2 separate regions of the Homo sapiens genome follow, and region 1 is linked to region 2. Evidence: chromatin loops called from intact Hi-C (ENCODE). Cell type or tissue: PC-3. All regions are shown on one strand.

The links. A loop is a pair of places that touch in the nucleus more often than their neighbours do. Peaks named below come from ENCODE experiments on the same cell type or tissue, not always from the same donor. Only the 100,000 strongest peaks of a DNase experiment are listed, where the experiment ranks them.
Region 1: it touches region 2 in a loop (5-fold over the local background); 18 of 110 quality-filtered maps call a loop at or near these places.

The regions. Positions count from the first base shown.
Region 1 is chrX:58,024,214-58,029,213 of GRCh38, forward strand. No RefSeq gene overlaps it. Among named protein-coding and RNA genes, the nearest start is that of ZXDA, 120 kb to the left of the region's middle. In PC-3, a CTCF peak has its summit at 1,993 (motif pointing left); no DNase peak of the experiment used is centred here.
Region 2 is chrX:57,580,334-57,585,333 of GRCh38, forward strand. No RefSeq gene overlaps it. Among named protein-coding and RNA genes, the nearest start is that of ZXDB, 9.2 kb to the right of the region's middle. In PC-3, CTCF peaks have their summits at 2,805 (motif pointing right) and 3,013; no DNase peak of the experiment used is centred here; H3K27ac peaks cover 759 bases.

The DNA.
Region 1 (5,000 bases), 440 kb after region 2:
TAAGAAATTAATAGTCATAATATATAAACATCTGTTACAACTCAACAACAACAAAACCCAGGTGAAACGTACAAATATTTGACTATATATTTCGAAGGACTTGAATGAACACTTCTCTAAATGAAATATATTGCAGCTCAACAAAAACATAAGCAGATGTTAAACATCAGTAATCATTGAGAAAATGCAGATCAAACTCCAAATCGGATCCTACTTTACACCCACTAAGATGGATACTAACTAAAAAAAAGTATATAACAAATTTTGGCAAAGATGTAGAGAAAGTAGGCCCTTGTGCGTTGTTGATGAAAATGTAAAATAATATAGCCACAATGGAAAACTATCTAAGAGCTCCTCAAAAAATAAAAAAAAAATAATTATCATATGATCATAAAGTATAAGTGTATATCTAAAAACATTGAAAACAAGCATGAAGAGATATTTTTAAACCCATGTTCATAGCAGCTTTATTCACAATAGACAAAAAAGGTTAGAGCAACAAGTGTCCATCAATGCTTGATTGAATAAATACAAGGTGGTATATACATATAATGGAATATTATTCATCCTTACAAGGAGTAACATTCCAAGGCATGCTACAATGTGAATGAACCTTGAAAGAATTATGCTAAGTAAAAAGAGCCACCAACAAAAGGAAAATATGGTATGATTCCTTGTATTTGAGATTCCTAGAATATTAAAATAAATATAGGTACAAAGTAGAATAGTGGTTATCAATGGCTGGGAATGGGAGTAGTTTGGAGTTATGGTTTAATGGGCACAAAATTTTAGTTTGAGATGACAAAATTTCAGGAGTTGGGTAGTAGTGATTATTATGCAATAACGTGAATGTAGTTAATACAACTAAATTGTATAATTAAAAATGGTTAAAGTGGTAAATTATATATTATTTGCGTATTACCATGATATTTAAGTCATTAAAAAATGATTAGGACTTTTGGGTTCAGTTCAGACAGATAAGAAGTTGAGAACAGAAGCTTTTACTTTTTAACAAGAAATGAAGTAGACAAACAAAAAGTTAACTATTTTTCAAGAACCTGCTGTGGTGAAATAGAATATTTTTAGACTTCCTAATTTTTTTGGATAAAGCCTTAGCCTTTGAATAACTATTTACATATAATGAGACAGGTATCTTGCCATTTGCTAATGTCTATTGTATCGTTTCCAGAGATGACAAAAGAGTTATGTCCTGGACTAGTTATCTAAATTAAGATTTGAGGTGCTAGAGATTCTGGAGTGGCTATCTTTCTAGATATTTGAATTTCTAGGAAGAATAAACTCTGATCTTTTACACATCTATGGGTCATAAAAGCTGAGAGACATGGGCCTGTGTGGCTCCTGGAGAGATTTTATTATATACCAGCATATTGGCATAATGAGAAGGTCCTTTCAGGAGGGAATGAAAGCAGCTATCCCCTTTCCATTTGTAAGCAGAAAGGAATATTTTTTTCTTATTCATCTATAGAGTGTCTAACTACTGATGTAGGACAATTGACTTGGTGATCATGTCACCATAGTGTCCATGAATAGGCAAAAGGCAAGCCAACATACTTATTACATACTGTGAGGTATAGTAAGAAAACTTATCTAATCTAGAACAGCTCATGTGTACACTCAGAATAAAATTAATAAACATGAATATTAAAAACTTAATTCTCAGCAGAAAATTGAAGCCAATGGATATGTGACCGTCTCAAAATCCTGAAGGCTCATGGAAGAAGACACATGAACCATTTGCTTTCCTGGAGGAAAAAGAAAAAATGTTAACACCATATAAACTGATAGAAACATAAAATTAAAAATAACTATGAATTGCTGAAGGCCAAGTACAAGCTAGTTTGTCCGAAGCTGGTGGGGGCCACAGTGGTATTGAGGTTGATGTCCATTTGCAACCTCTTTTTTTTCCCCCCTAGGAGTTTCAACAGGCTTTCGGGGGAAGAACAGATCAATTGGAAGACAGCTCCCTCTGCTGGTGCTAAGTCGAGAAGGTGGTAAATAGTCACTGTGACATCTACATAGGCTTAAGTCCCTTGTGGAAAAAACAAGTTTAATTTTTAGGAGAAAAGGATACCAGCAAAGGCCGTTAGTGAAACGGTATTAAAGTTGAAAGGAGGAAAATGTCATCAGCACTATAATCTTTGTCTCACTTAAGAAAAAAGGCCTTAATTTGCGGCAGGGAAGTATTTAAATATACAGACTGTAAATATTGGAGGGTACATTTTTGTGGCTTAGAATGTGAATGGGGGAAAATACAAAATAGGCCTCCGAGAGAGGGAAGATGAAACACTCGAGACACATCCCTGTGAGATAGAGCTACTGTGCACTCTAAAAGCCAAGGCTTAATTATAACATTAATGAACATCTCTTCAATACATATTACGGACACCATAACAAGGCATGAATATAACAGAGAACTATCACTGGGAGAGTTGCAAGAGACAGACTCCTTGAAGAAAAGAAAAATAAAGATACAAAGTAAAGAGGGGAAAAAGGGGGTGACAAAAACAAGGTCACTGAAGAAATTCATAGCAACAATAACAAAAAAATGTAAAATGCAGTTGAACTCTTAGCTAGATAAACATAAATTCCTGCACTATAGTCCTACTTGTCTCAGTCTTAATTTCCCAATAAAACATGCCCAGCTTTCAACATCAAAAAAAATTATTAGGCATGTTAAAATGTAAGGGAAAACACAGTCTAAAGAGCCAAGACTATAATTAAGACAATAATCAGATGTGACATATATTTGTAATAAAGTTTGAAGTCAAGCGACATGATGCTTCTAGCTTTCTTCTATGTACTTAGGATTTTCCTGGCTAGTCAAGCCTTTCTTGATTCCATATGAATCTTAAAATAGTTTTTCCAATTCTGTGAAGAATGTCATCGGTAGTTTGATAGAAATAGCATTGAATATGTACATTGCTTTGAGCAGTATGGTAATTTTAATGATATTGATTCTTCCTATCTGTAAACACAAAATGTTTTATATTTCTTTGTGTCGTCCCTGATTTCTTTGAGTAGTGTTTTGTAATTCTTACTGTTGAGATCTTTAGATATTTTATTCTTCTGGTGGCTAGTGTGAATAGAATTGCATTCCTGATTTGGCTTGTAGCTTCGAAGTTGTTGGTGTATAGGAATGCTACTGATTTTTGTACATTAATTTTGTATTCTGAAACTTTGCTGAAGTTTTTTATCAGGCCAAGGAGCTTTTGAGAAGAGACTATAGAGTTTTCCAGTAATAGAATCATGTCATCTGCAAACAGAGATAGTTTGACTTCCTCTCTTCTTATTTGGATATCTTTTATTTCTATCTCTGGATTGATTTCTGTGGCCAGGACTTCCAATTCTATGTTGAATAGGAGTGGTAACAGGCTGTCCTTGACTTATGGTGATTTTCAGAAGGGAATGCTTTCAGCTTTTTCCCATTCAGTATGATATTGGCTGTGGGTTTGTCATAGATGGATCTTACTATGTTGAACTATATTCATTCAATGCCTAGTTTATTGAGGATTATTACGTGAAGCATGTTGAATATTATGAAAATCCTTTTCTGCATCTATTGAGATAATCATGTGGTTTTTATTTTGTTCTGTTTATGTAATAAATCACATTTATTAATTTACATGTTGAACTAACCTTGCTGCCCACAGATATAGTCTACTTGATCCCAGTGCTTTAGCTTTTTGATGTGCTGCTGTATTCCCAGTATTTTATTGATAATTTTTGAATCTCTGTTCATTAGGTATACTGCCCTGAGGTTTTCTGCTTTTGTTTTATCTCTGCTAAGTTTTGATATCAGAATGACTCTGGCCTCATAGAAAGAGTTGGGAAGGATTTCCTTCTCCTCAATTTTTTTGAATAGTTTCAGTAGAAAGAATATCAGCTCATCTTTATACATCTTGTAGAATTAAGCTGTGAATCTGTTTGCTCTTGAGCCTTTGTGGCTGGTAGGCTTTTTATCACTCTTTCAATTTTGGAGCTCATTGCTGGTTTGTTCAGGGATTTGATTTCTTCCTGGTTTACTCTTGGGAGGTGGTATGTTTCCAGGAATCTGTTTTTCTAGGTATTCTAGTTCATGTGCATAGAGGTGTTTGCAGTCGTTTCTGAAGGTTTTATTACATTTCTTTGGGGACAGTGCTAATGTCCCTTTTGTCTTTTCTAATTGTGCTTACTTGGATTCTGTCTCTTTTTTATGTGTCCAGCTAGTTGTCTATCTTGTTATTTTTTTTAAATAACCAACTCCTGGATTTATTGTTCTTATGTATATTTTGTGTGTCTCTGTTTTTTTTCTTTTAGTTCCGTTCTAATTCGTTTATTTCCTCTTTTCTACTAGCTTTGTAATTGGTTTGTTCTTGTTTCTCTAGTTTCTGTCATTGTGATACTATGTTGTTAATTGGAGTCCTTTCTTTATGATGTGAACATTTAGTGCTATAAATTTCTCTTAAGACTACTTTAGCTGTCTCTGAAATACTCTGGTATTTTGTATCTTTGTTCTCACTAGTTTTAAAGAATTTCATAAATTTTTCCTAATTTCTTTATTTACTAAATGTCATTCAGGAGCCAGTTATTTAATTTCCAAGTTATCGCATGGTTTTGAGAGATTTTTAAGTATTGATTTTTATTTTTATTGCACTGTGGTTTGACAGTGTGCTTGGTATAATTTCAGTGTTTATTTTTTAATTTGCTAGGGATTGTTTTATGTCTGATTTGTGATTGATCTTACAGTAGCTGCCATGTTGCAAAGAAAAAAATGTACATCCTGTTGCTTTTGGGTGGAGAGTTCTGTATATTTCTATGTGATTGGGTCCATGTGGATATTTAGGACTTCAACTGAGCACTGGAACAGGTTCATGTGATCCAGTGCTCAGTTGGAGTCCTGAATATCTTTGTTAATTTTCTGTCTGTATGACCTGTCTAATACTGTCAGTGGGGTGACAAAGTCTCTCACTATTATTGTGCTGGAATCTAAGTCTCTTTGT
Region 2 (5,000 bases):
ACCCTCAGTGAAAGGTGGTTTACTGAGGGCTGTGATCAACTGTGAAACAGTCTTGGACAGGTTCCGTGAGGAGGATGTCACTGATATAATGCCAAAGCATAGCTTCTGGTGAAATTGTGGGGCAGGTGCCTATGTCCTGTTGGCAAAGACTGTGCAATTGAAGGGCTATTTAAATACCCCCCCCCAAAAAGCTAGCATCACAATGAAGATGAGGGGAAACAAAATAAATACCCCAAAAGCAAGTGGGTAAGGGTGTACTATTGACTCTCAAAGGTAGAAGTGAAATGTGTTTGACTCTACTGTGAAATTTTTACTGAATAGAATATGTTAGCCAAGTCTATAACTGCAGATTCAATTTCAGGGGGCCTTAGATGCCCTGGATTAATAGAAACTTACCTCTGATGTTTTGAATGACACCCATTAAGGTCACAATGTCCTATAGAGGTGCTCTAATAAAGGGAACATCCTCGATGAACTCTCTAAGGTCTATAGTCTCCACTTAGTAGTGTCTCTTAGTGTAGGCCATATGGGGAATTGATAGGCGACGTAGTAGGAATCAGTGTTCCTTGTTTATCTATGTCCTTCAGTGTCCTGCTTCAGCTTCTGCTGTGGTGTATGAACCATCTGAACCAGGAGGGGCAGGTTCAAGCTGCATCAAGTAACTCTGTTTGACTGACAGACTTAGCAGTGTTGTTTGTCAGTGCCCAAGCCACAGTTAATACGGTAAAAGGGCAACTGTCTGTCAGAAGGGGCCTTCTGACACTGCAGGATCCCTGTGTGGGAGAAGATTCTTAGCCACTTGGCAGTGATCAGAGACAGTTGTGGAATGGGGGGTTGTAATCTAACCCTAGTAAGTATTGCAATTACTCCAATGATTCACCAGAGATCATCCAACTTGGGACCTTCTTGTGCCTTAGGGTCTAACATAACCTCTTTTCTTCATCTCATGGTTGATGCACACATGAGGGCCTGGACATAGGTGGCTTGTTTGGCCCAGGAGGGGGCAGCCTCAGTGTTGATAGTAACTTTGATTTAGGCCAGGTAGGGTATTATAGTGTTAGCAGGCAGCACCTGACTCTGAGTTTGTCTTTCATGAGTTTCTATTAAATCCAGTGCAGCTATGGCCTCTTGAATTGTTTTAGCAGTAGCCACCATGCCCAGTAAAGATTTTCCCAGGAGCCCTGCCCCCAAAGAAACAATTGAGTGGACTCAGGACTCGATTCAGACTCCTCCAGTCTTGTCAAGTCATCCTGCCACACCTCATTTGTTGTCTCCACTCCAACATGTCCAACTGGTGGAGGAGATCTTTGGCCTTGGCTAATCTTTTCCCTGGACAGTCTTCCCAGGCCATTATGAGGTCTAATGTAGGGTGGGCAGCCTTCTAATCCACAAAAATACACATCAGCAATAAAGATGTGAACAGAGGTCCAATGCCTCTGTGTGGCTTCTTCCCAAATTCTACTCTACAGGATCCATTAGAGGGGACACAATTTTTCCATCATGTACTATCGCTCCCAATTGTTTAATTTCATTCCCCATTACATGGAATTTGTTCCCTGCCAGATGCATTCTATAGAGCCAAGCAGCCCCTTGTTTATTTGGTTCTTGGCCTGGGTACTTAAGGAGAGACTGGGGCTCAGGTAAGAGAGAGGATGGGACTCCTCCTCCGAGCAAGAACTGACCCTTCTTTCTTGGCTCTCCCTTTTTGTCTTTTCCATTTTTATTACTTTCTGAGTGGCTACAGGCAAAGCAGAGGATAAGTTATCCCAGTCCCTACCGTGGTGACACTGCTGCCTTTTCTTCTGGAGAGCACCTATTCTCCTCTCCAGGGACCTCTTGTCCAAACTGTCTCTCCCAAGACTTTGGGCTCTTACCTCTTCTCCAGGTGGCATCCTGGTGATAAATTGCTGCCAGCAAGGTCAGCACATGCCTCATGGTTAGGAATGCCTGTTCGACCTGACAGCAACCTCCTGTAGGGTTCCGGGAGGGGTAGGAATATAAATTTCTTTGCCTTCAGTCACTTTAAGTACCACTCTAGCTAGCTCAGTCCAAAGGTTGAGATATTAATATCCCTCTGGAGAGGGGATAGCATGATGACAACTGCAACATCATAATTGAGTGTAACAACAGTAGAGGCATGCTACCTGCTTGCAAAGGCCTTTCCACCAGCTGCCCTTAGGAGACCAGCCTTGGCCTGATGTCTCTGCCTTATTGGCTCATTTACTTGCCTATCTGTCTCCGGGGAGGAGGAAATCCTCACATCTCAGACTACCCCAAATCCTCAACCCAGCCACAGGGAGCATTTCCCACCATAGCCTGTTATGCAGTCCAGGGTGGTTCACCCTTATTCCAGAGGCATGCACTCCCTCTCCTTTTCTATTCAGGTACACAGGTGCACAATGTCCAATGTCAACTGAGGGGGGGACCCAGGTAAGTGGGCTGACCTCCTTCCCCAGTACCTTGGCATCTAAGACCCCAAAAGTCAGTTCTAATGGTGTGGGTTCACTCAACTACTGGTGCTACCTCTAGGCCAGGTCAATGAGGTATAGAAGGAGACTGCAAAAAGTATATTGTTGCAGTACAGCAATGAGCGATGCTACGCAAAACTGCTACAGAGGCATTCTAAATGTAGAGTCTGAGCACTTAAGGCTGCCTAGGACTGATTTTTCAGTTGATTGTCCTACTGACTGGGTAGACGCTATGCCAATTTCTTGTTCATGAAAATCCCATCCTCCTCACCACTTGCTGCGAGTTCCAAGATTTCTGGGCTGATCAATGAAGAAGACATGACCACAAGATGGCAGTAGCACCCAAGAACCGTTTTGTTTGTTTGTTTGTTTGTTTGTTTGTTTCGTTTGTTTTTTTTGTGAGAAGCAGTCTCACTCTGCTGCCCAAGCTGGAATGCTGTGGCGCAACCTCCGCTCACTGCAACCTCCGCCTCCTGGGTTCAAGTGATTCTCCAGCCTTAGCCTCCCAAGTAGCTGGGATTACAGGTGCCCGCCACAATGGCGGGCTAATTTTTGTATTTATTAGTAGAGACGAGGTTTCACCCTGTTGGCCAGTCTGGTCTCGAACACCTGACCTCAGGTGATCCACTGCCTCAGCCTCCCAAAGTGCTGGGATTACAGGCGCGAGCCACCGCGCCCAGCCAAGAAGCTTTTTATTTTGGCGGTGCTTAGACAGGTTGCCAGAGAGGGGAAGTCTCTCACATCAGACCTTCCAGAGGCAGCAGCAGAGGGCCACTGCCCAGAAGGGGAAAAAGGCAAGGTAACTCCTGGGGTAGAGGAGAATAGGAGAGAGCCTTATGTGTCTGGGCGATATGACTCAGCATCAGGAGAGGGAGTTTCTGGGTCAGAGAGCTCTGGAGGCAAGCAGTGGCATGGGGTGTTTTATAGCCCCTGTGTTTGCCTTAACCGTGGCTAGCAGATGTTGGTGCAGTTTTGTGGGGCATGCGAGGCAGGCAAGCCCTAAATGGCTACACATATGCTTACTTGAGCTATATTTAAAGCAATTGCATGTGTAAAAAATTCGAGTTTGTCATTGCCAGGCTTTCAGCCTGCTGTGAGAAAGTATAATGGCAACATAGAGGCCAATATATGGAGGTCATCTTTAACCCACTGATATAATAACATGCCACTTAGCCACTCTGATTAATCTGACTGGTCTGAGATAAAATCCATTCAATCTGTACTATCAACAGGACTCTAAGCAGCAAGGTAAGATCAATCTGCAACGTTAACCTGAACTTAAAACGTTAAGTGCACACGTACAATACTACTGCTCCTGAGTTTTTATCTAAGAGAAATGAAAGCATAGGTCCACATAAAGACTTGTACGTGAATGTTTATAGCAGCTTCATTTGTGCTAGTGAAAAACTGGAAACAATCCAAATTACCATACAATGAAATACTATACTATGACAAATAGTAATGAACTATTGATAGAAATAACAGCATGGGTGAATCTGAAAATAACTATGCTGATTTTAAGAAGACAAAAAAGAGTATACAGTGTATAATTCTATTTATATAAAATTCTATAAAGCACAAACTAATCTATAGTGAGAGAAAGTAGATCAGTGGTTGCCTAGGGACAGGGATGGGATGGGGATGGGTAGGGAGGGAAGCAACATAAAGGGGCATGAGAAAGCCTTAGGAGGTGATGAAAATGATCGTCATTTTGAATGTGGTAAGGGCTTATGATTATTGGTAAGGAGTTATGCTTATAAAATATAAATAATTTGTATTTTATAAATTATATAAATTACATATAATTTCATTTAGTTTTAAATTTAAGGAATGGCAATATGTCTTGCATCAAAGAACCCTCAAAACAACACCTTAAGTACTGCAAAGTCTTTGACGATGTATTTGCCAGTTAACTTATCTTTAAACATCAATAATAAAAATTGTCAAGACTTATTTGTTTCTATGTGTTTATTTTAGTGTGCTATTGCTTTTTCACATTCTGGGTCATATTTTCAAAGTATTATTTCACATTGTGTAAATGTATTTTTTTTTCACTATTAGTAAAGAGCATCTCAAGTAAGGTCCTGCTTTCTACTTTGATGGTATAGGAGCATGTTTGACTCAGATATGAACCACTTGTGGACAGAGTTATGGGTGAGAAATCTGATATTTAAGGAACACTCTGGATTAGTTTCCCATTGGTGAGAAAATAAAAAAGTGATGAGCACTTTTTCCAAATACCACGTGATAAATCAAGTACTCAAACATGCTAACTGCATTTAGACTATTCTATTACCAAAATATTCCAATCAATTCCTGTGGACAGTTTGTAAACTGTCATTCCCAATGCCTCCTCATCCTTCAAGTTCCCACTGAAAGGTCTCATAGCTTATCAGACCTTTGGGGGAAGTGCTTTTTTTTTTTAATTAAAAGTTAAGTCATGTGCAGGGCAGAGTGAGGCAAAATGCAGCCAGTGGTCAGGAACTAAAGACCTCTCCTCCACCTGGGCCTTGAGAGTTTGGGAGAAGCTCA